2 separate regions of the Homo sapiens genome follow, and region 2 is linked to region 1. The links are chromatin contacts, found by Hi-C in ENCODE. All regions are on one chromosome and are shown on one strand. The core of a region is the stretch at or near the end of the contact, and the rest is flanking DNA. Distances in the headings are between cores, read along the strand shown.

Region 1 (4,212 bases), core at 697-3,196:
ATTATGTGCCAGAGAAATGAAAGTAAAGAGACATGGCCCTTACTTACCCTTATTGTTCAGTGCTGTGGGGTATCACCAAAAAAGAAAAAAAAATCAAGTAAGCAAATGGTGGGTGCTAAGAAACTAACAGGATACTCCTGAAATAATGGTGGAAACTATTTTAGAAATGGCCTGAGGAAAGTGTTTCTGGTTGAGACCAAAGGGACCTACCCATGTGTAGAACATTCAATGATTAGCAGTAAATAAAAGGCTTAAGGGTGGGACCCAAGGTGAAGGGTTCCATTGGAAAGAGGCAGGATTATGCAGGGCCTGATAGGCCAATTAGATAAACTCTGCTAGAGCCTGGGGCACTCCCTCCTAAGCAAGAATTCTGGGCCGGGCGGTGGCTCGCGGGCAGGTGGATCACCTGAGGTCGGGAGTTCCAGACCAGCCTGACCAACATGGAGAAACCCTGTCTCTACTAAAAATCCAAAATCAGCCGGACGTGGTGGCGCATGCCTGTAATCCCAACTACTCGGGAGGCTGAGGCAAGAGAATCGCTTGAACCCGGAAGGTGGAGGTTGCGGTGAGCCTGAGATCGTGCCATTGCACTCCAGCCTGGGCAACAAGAGCGAAACTCCGTCTCAAAAATCAAACAAAAAAAAGTTCTATGGTTTGAAGAGATATAAGGAAAGGAAGAAAGGGACGTGGCATGAGGCAGGCAGGGGAACATTTGTGTTCTTCCCCACACAGCAGCCAGATTGTTACTTTCTCAACACATCTGAGAGCATCACTCCCTGGCTTAAATAGTTATGTCTGAGCACTTTACATGTATTAACTCGTTTTATCCTTACTGTAGTTCTGAAGTTAGTCCAGGTTTTTTGTTTTTTGTTTTTTTTTTTTTAAGATGGAGTCTTGCTCTGTTGCCCAGGCTGGAGTACGGTGGCACAATCTCGGCTCACCACAAGCTCCGCCTCCCGGGCTCAAGCAATTCTCCTGCCTCAGCCTCCCAAGTAGCTGGGATTGCAGGCGCGTGCCACCACACCTGGTTAATTTTTGTATTTTTAGTAGGGACAGGGTTTCACCATGTTGGCCAGGCTGGTCTCCAACTCCTGACCTCAGGTGATCCGCCCGCCTCAGCCTCCCAAAGTGCTGGTACTATAGACGTGAGCCACCGTGCCCTGCCCAAGTGCAGTTATTATCCTTGTTTTGTATTTGATGAAACTGAGGCAGAGAGAGGTCGAGTAACTTGCCCAAGATCACAGTTACAAAGTGACGTGGGTAGGATTCAAACCCAGCAGGCTGCCTCTAGAGTTCACGTTCTCACTTAACCAAAGATTAAAATCCGTCTTGGGGGGTTTGACACCTATCTGTCCCTGCAGTAGACCCACCCTGGCCCATGCAGTTCGTTCCCTCTCGCCAGCTGCACCCCCTCCAGGACCTGGGAGCCCAGAAACCAGCCGAGCCTCCAGCGTTTGGCCTCCTCCGCCACCAGAGGGCGTCATGGGCCGATCGCCCCTCCGCTAACCGCTCATCCCAGGAAAAAGGGGCGCACAGAGGACAGGATGCCAACCCCAAAACCGCAGCGACGTCTCTCTGCCTTGGGGCTCACAGCAGCGGGCCGCGACCTCCCACTAACGCCTGCCGCAACCCAAGGAGGAGACAAAAGTCATCTTCCGGGCTGCAACATTAACCGTCATCAGCGCGCCTCTTCAGCGCGCACTGCGCCAACCCTGCGGCAGGAGGAGGCGGAGCCCCCGCTCTCGCCCCGCCCCCACCTCACGTGACCCGCACGGCGCCTCGAGGCCGGAAGCGATTGCGAGCCAGCGCGCGCGCTTCGGCGTTCCCGGCGGTCTGCGAAGTTTCCGGAGCCCGGGTCCCGCCGCGGGTTCGCGCTTGTGCTCGCGCTCGTTCCTGGAGTCGGCGGCCGCTGCGCGCGCTCGTTGCCCAACCCGGTCCCCGCCCCCAGACACGCCGGGCTCTCGGGGCACCACAGCCATGTGCTCGTTAGCGTCAGGCGCTACCGGTGGGTACCCTGGCCCCTCAGCACCCGGCTCGTCCAGCCCCAGGCCGCGCCGCTGTGGGGCCGGTGGAAGACCCTCCGGGACACGGGCCCGGGCAGGGTGGGGGGCTCGCAGGGATCATGAAGGAGGTGCTGAGTGAGGGCCGCGGGCGAACGGGGCGGAGGAGAGCCCATCGTCACCTGCTCCTCGAGCCCCCGGGCCGCACCGGTGTCCGAGGCCGATCTGATTGTTGTGTGTGTGTGTTAGGCGGCCGGGGCGCTGTGGAGAATGAGGAGGACCTGCCAGAACTGTCGGACAGCGGGGACGAGGCCGCCTGGGAGGATGAGGACGATGCAGATCTCCCCCACGGCAAGCAGCAGACCCCCTGCCTGTTCTGTAACAGGTTCGTCCGCCTCAGCGCCTGGCCTCTGCCCTAGGGTGCCCGGGCGCGTGGGGTCTGTGTGCCCAGGAACGCCTTCGGGCGGGAGGCAAGCCAGAGTGGCCTGTCTTTGAATTCTGGAACCACTGGTCTGGGGTGAGGGCTTGTGGAGAAGGAGGACCCTCGGTAGTAGAGAGGGGGAACCGTGAACTGGAAGGCCGGTTGTACTGCAAGCTTTTGACTGGTAGTGCATTGAATCTGTGGTTCCCAAATCTTGTCACTTGAGACGCTGAAAACAAAATGATACTGAACTCTGCACCTGAATCCTTCCAAGTCAGGGATGGGGTCTAAGAATATTCTGTTTTTATGAGGACAAGATCGGAAGTAACAGTGAAGTTACTAACGAGTTACTACTAACGAGTAACATATTTGGCAGCCACCCTGAACTAGATAATCCCTACGGAGCCTTCCGGCTTTACCATGCTAATTCTTTGACCAGTACAGAGCTTCTCAGGTGAAACATTTCTTTTTTATTTGAGCGGTTTCCATAGTCTAAGAAGGAAGTTCACCTTACTTAAGTAGGACTTTTCACTTAAGGAAAAAGACTGTAGTATCAATAATTTGCTCAAGGTCACAAAGCTGTGGTGTGCTTATTTCCAAACTCACATTCTTGCCACTTAAAATTCTGCCTGTTAGTCTTGGGAAGCTTTGGCTCCTGTCCTAGGCAAGTAGGCATGAAAGAGGCCCGGTTGGCATTGGCCGGTGTTACTTTAATACATTTTCCAGTGTTCCCTGTATCTGGGCATGGTGCTGAGTGGTGGTGCGTTAGTGTTCTCATCTGTAGCCCCATTGGGTAGATAGAATGCCTGTATATATTCTAGTTGTCATAAAATATTTATTGAGCACCAGTGGTACCGTGGCTGTGATAGCCTCCATAAATAGTCGACATAACCTATCTCGGTAAACATTTGTGGAAAACTAATGCTCCACATGTGTTAGGAATATAGATAAGGTATACAGCTTCTCTGCTGTGTATTCCTGTCTTTAAGTAGCCTTCAGATTTGCATGTCACATAATAAAGAGGATTGATCCTCACAGTGTCTGTGATGCAAGTACGTTGGGAATACTACAAGATCACTTTTGAAATAAGGCACTTGGGGAGTATGCCAGCTGTAAAATTACATTTTATGCTTTATTTCTAAAAGCAGTTTGAGCTGTGCCAGTTCAAAGCCTCTGAAAGCAGAGTTGACACTTAGAGGAGAAAAGAATCTCAAGTAGAGAAATTGTATGACTTGAGAGAAACAGACTCTATCAAAGGGAACTCTCTTAAAAGCCTTTTGATAAAATCAGTGATATTATTTGACAAATAAATTCACTTTGACATTTAAAGGATAATTGGTTTTAGGTATAAAATGGGACTCAGAAGTACTAATTCCCTTTAAAAGTGCTGGATTCCCTTCCTTTCAGATACAAGTGTGTTTGTTTTTTCTTAATTGGAAGTAAAACTAGAAACCAGCAGAGTTAAAAAAAAAAAAAAAGTGTATATGTAACATGAAATCAGTATTTAGACTTCTTAGGGGACTATTCCATGAAGCTATTGCTTGATTTTTCAGGTTATTCACATCTGCTGAAGAAACATTTTCACACTGTAAGTCTGAGCATCAGTTTAATATTGACAGCATGGTTCATAAACATGGTGAGTAGTTTTTAGAATAAAGGCAATTTAATTTGTGAAATTTGGGCAGGCATGGCAGCTCACACCTGTAATCCCAGCACTTTGGGAGGCTGAGGTGGGTGGATCACTTTAGGTCGGGAGTTCAAGACCAGCCTGGCCAACATGCTGAAACCCCA
Region 2 (4,358 bases), core at 523-3,022, 2.3 Mb before region 1:
CAAAAATCTTCTTTTAAAAATGTAGTACCTTGGGTAGATCTACTCTTTCAACATTCACAAAGTAAATACTGTTGCTAGGCACTGGGGTAGATATACAAAGACAAGTAAGATATAATCCCTTACATTTAAGCTTTTTTTTTTTTTTAACTTTTAGGATCTAGTGGGGAAAGACATGTAAAGGGATAGTCATATTAGAAAAGGCAAAGTGATTCAACTGAATTGTGGACAAAGAGTTCTGGTAGCAAAAACGATGGACCAATGACCTATTCCTAGGAGAAGATGGGGAACCTTCCCTTAGGTGCTGATATTTAAGCTAAATTTTAAAGGAAGAATAGTAGTTTGTCATGTGAAGAAGGAGAGAAGTGAGTATTCAGAGGAAAGCACAAGAGTTCAGAGTTAAGAAAGGGCCTAGCATGTTTGGGGATGGTGAACAGTTCAGAGTTGATGGAACACAGTGTATCATGAGAAGATGAGGCTGGAAAATGTACAAACAGCCCTGGATTCCAAACTTCAAGAAACATGCATTTTTCTCCCAGGCAAAAAGAACTAAGAGCAGTATCATGAATAGCCCTGTCTTTAAAGAAGATTATTCTGGCAGCTGTGTAGAAAATTGACTGGAGAGGATAGACAATAGGAGGAGAGGAACCAATTAGGGAAACATGGGGGGAAGAAAACACATTTACTGACAGCCTCCTATAAGCCAAACACCATGCTAAGCACTCTGTTGCCATTATAATCTCACTTAACCTACACAATAACCTTATATATAATATAAATATTATAATCCCATTTTATAGAAATTAAGGGACAAATAGAGGTTCTGAGCCGTTAGGTGACCTGCAGCTAGTGGGTAAGGAAGCTGCGTTTTTTGTTTTTTTGAGACAGGGTCTTACTCCGTCCCCCAGCCTGGAGTGCAGAAGCTGGATCATAGCTCACTGCAGCCTCCAACTTCAGGCTCAAGCGATCCTCCAGCCTCAGCCTCCTGAGTCGCTGGGACTACAGGCGTGCACCGTCACGACCGGCTTTTTTTTTTTTTTTTTTTTAAGTTTGTAGAAACCAGGTCTATGTTGCCCAGGCTGGTCTCAAACTCCTGGCTCAAGCGATCCTTCCGCCTCGGCCTCCCAAAGTGTTGGGATTACAGAGGTGAGCCACCGCGCCTGGTCAGAAGCCACGTTTTTAATATAAAAGTTGTATAACCCTAAAGTCACCATTTATTCTATTACAACGATAGTCCATGAAATACATAAATTAAGGACCTGGGCTTCAGAAATGACAGTGGGGATGGGGAGCAAAACCCGAGGAATGCAGTTACACGATCATGTATTTTTGGAGAACTTGGGAAAGCAAAATAGAACGGCAAGTATTTCAGCATCCCTACCATTATACTTCCCTTTGTGTCGAGAGACCCCGAGGGGGCCCAGATAGTTTTGGGGTCCGCAGCGGCCGGCGAAACGCAAGGAGCAAGGTCCCGCAGCGCACGCCTGGGGAGGGGTCTTTGTGGGGATGGCGGCTCCCGGGGCAGGAGGATTCGCCAGAGGCGGAGCCCCGGTGCCTGGGGGATGTAGGGACACCCCACGCGTGGCGCGAGTTTCCACACCTGGATGAGTCCGCTGAGGACGCCGAAGAGCCAGTGTTTGCTGTAGACCGTGCTCCCTATGCAGTCTCCACCGGCCACCTCCTCCTCCTCCTCCTTGTCGCGACCCGGCGGCGGCGGCGAGGGGTTGCGGTCCATGACTTTGTCGCGTCCCGCGCTTGAAGGCCGTGCCGGAAGCTGCGGAGGAGACGACCGGCGCCCTAGTGCCAGAGCGCCCGGCGTACCCGGTGGGACTCCCCCTACAGCGCCATCTGCTGTTCGGAGCCTGGCCAGCTGCCAAGGCGGCTTGACCTCCCCCACCCCATCCTATCGAGGACCCTGGCACGAACATACTCATAATTATTTGTCACCCTCACTGAATCAGGTGTTCCATTTCTCCAGGAGCTCTTAGACTGATTGAAGAAGGAAGGGTGGGGAGCAGTGAGGAAGCCTCAGGAACAGATGTGAATCTCAAAGCTAGCGGACTTATTCTATTCGCCTTCTGATCTATGTTGCCCAGGCTGGTCTCGAACTTCTGGCTCAAGCAATCCTTCTGCCTCGGCCTCCCAAAGTGTTGGGATTACAAACGTGAGCCACCGCGCCTGGTCAGAAGCCACTTTTTTTATATAAAAGTTGTATAACCCTAATAATATAATCCTCTGATCTCTGGCCACTGTTGCCATTCCTAAAAATATCCGTAGGGGAAGCTGGATGGCTTGTGAGGGATTCCAGGGATCCAAAGTGATTCGAAAAACTAAAGAGGCACCATTTGTCCCCATTGGAATGGCAGGTTTTGCAGTAGTTGCTGCATACGGATTATACAAATTGAAAAGCAGGGGAAATACTAAAATATCACGTCACCTGATCCACATGCGTGTGGCAGTCCAGCTTTGTTGTAGGAGCAATGACTGTTGGTATGGGCTATTCCATGTATCCGGATTTCTATGCAAAACTTAAACCTTAGAAGAAGAGATGTTGTCTTTGTCTTGTTGGAGGAGCTTGACTCATTAATGAGTCATCTCATTATTGAAGTTACATGTTTATGTTGAACATAAATTATTTGGGTAGGTTCAGATGATACTACGGTATTTTGAATAGTCGCTTCCTTTCGTGTAGGCTTGATTTGCCTGGTGACCAAATTATTAGTGACTAGTTCACTAACTAGATCATTCCGGGGAGCCAAGTTAACACACAAGAAACACGTCACCTAAATGCGCTTGATGGTGTTAAAATGTCCAACTTCTTAAACTGTTAAGATGAAATTAATACTAAGGAAGATAGCAGGCCAATCCTGAAGTACTCCCAGTTTGCTGCAGAATCTTGCATGTTTCGAATGTTAAGAGTCCAATTTACTCCAGTTAATTTAACTTTTTTTCTGTCTGTCTTGTGGACTGGTTGGCTCTTTTAGAACTCTTTAAAAAAAAGTGCATGAAATATAACTTGTAAAGCCTCCTACAACTGACAGTATTGTGTGCGTGTGTTTAAACCGAATCTAGAAACCTTACAACAGACCTGCATAGTATTAGTATTGATTAAAGAACCACAATTGTAAACATGAGAAAACCTTAATTATGGATTTCAGTTTAGCACTTTTGTAATTGCAGAATTACATTTTTGCTGCTGTTATATTAGAAGAATTTTTCAGTGTCATCTTGAAATAGAAATGTGTATTTTAAGCACCCATGCAAAGGTAAATGAAAAACACTTCTTTCTCCATAAGAATCGTAAACATTAAACTAAAAAAATTACCTATGATGGAATTGATTTACAAGTACCCACTTTGATTTAATGGAATTAAATTTATAGATGATATAAGCTACTTCCACATGAAATTTCAAAAATATCAATATAATGACCAAACAGGAATGGAGACATGAAATTATTTATTTATTTATTTATTTTATTTATTTTGAGACGGAGTCTCGCTGTCGCCCAGGCTGGAGTGCAGTGGCGCGATCTCGGCTCACTGCAGGCTCCGCCCCTTGGGGTTCCCGTCATTCTCCTGCCTCAGCCTTCAGAGTAGCTGGGACTACAGGCTCCCGCCACCTCGCCCGGCTAATTTTTTTTTTGTATTTTTAGTAGGGACGGGGTTTCACCGTGTTAGCCAGGATGGTCTCGATCTCCTGACCTCGTGATCCGCCCGCCTCGGCCTACCAAAGTGCTGGGATTACAGGCGCGGGCCACCGCGCCCGGCCGAAATTATTTAAAATAAAATGTCCACATGAATATTTTAAATACTCAGTCATAACTATATTAGAAAACATAATGAAGGTGTCCAATGTTTGCCTAGAATTACTGTGATACTTACGTCAAAGTCAAACAAAACATAGAGATGAATCTCTAAATTTAAAGCAATTGATTTAGAAAGTAAGAATTACAATTCAGGGCATACACACAGATGAGACAGGTGGGCGTCTTCAATATATCTGAAGTACAAAGAGAAGGTTGGGGCTTTTATAAAAAGGAGAAATGTTACACGTTGTTTTGAAAGAAATTTTATTGGTTTTAGTAAGGTTTGGGGGAGCTTGCAAGCTAGGATTGGTGAGAGATGGCAGCAGGTAAAATTAGTCTTAGAGTCACAGTAGGTTGTTTCAGCAGTTGTTAGATAAAACTGGTCTCCGTTTACAAGAGGCAGTTTCAGCAGTCAGGCTTGCAGAGAGTTACCTTTTTGGAGACAGAAGGTCTCCCTGTGTTGCTCAGGCTGGTCTCCAACTCCTGATCTCAAGTGATCCTCCCACCTCAGCCTCCAAAAGTGTTAAGATTACAGGCATGAGCAACCATACCC

The links. A loop is a pair of places that touch in the nucleus more often than their neighbours do. Pooled maps may share reads with other maps.
Region 2: a pooled map shows a loop between it and region 1 (8-fold over the local background). The contact joins the promoter of SAAL1 here to the promoter of PRMT3 in region 1. A Hi-C loop is called at or near these places in 5 of 50 pooled maps.

What each region holds. Positions count from the first base shown.
Region 1 is chr11:20,385,770-20,389,981 of GRCh38, forward strand. PRMT3 (protein arginine methyltransferase 3) reads left to right here and starts at 1,947. Exons shown (of 16, transcript NM_005788.4): 1 at 1,947-2,005; 2 at 2,250-2,385; 3 at 3,975-4,057. The coding sequence starts at 1,978. RefSeq lists enhancers at 1,655-1,824, 1,698-2,305, 2,306-2,912, 2,768-2,817 and a silencer at 1,658-2,217.
Region 2 is chr11:18,104,310-18,108,667 of GRCh38, forward strand. SAAL1 (serum amyloid A like 1) reads right to left here and starts at 1,773. Exons shown (of 12, transcript NM_138421.3): 1 at 1,598-1,773. The coding sequence starts at 1,732. It also overlaps the pseudogene HIGD1AP5. RefSeq lists enhancers at 1,519-1,778, 1,929-1,978.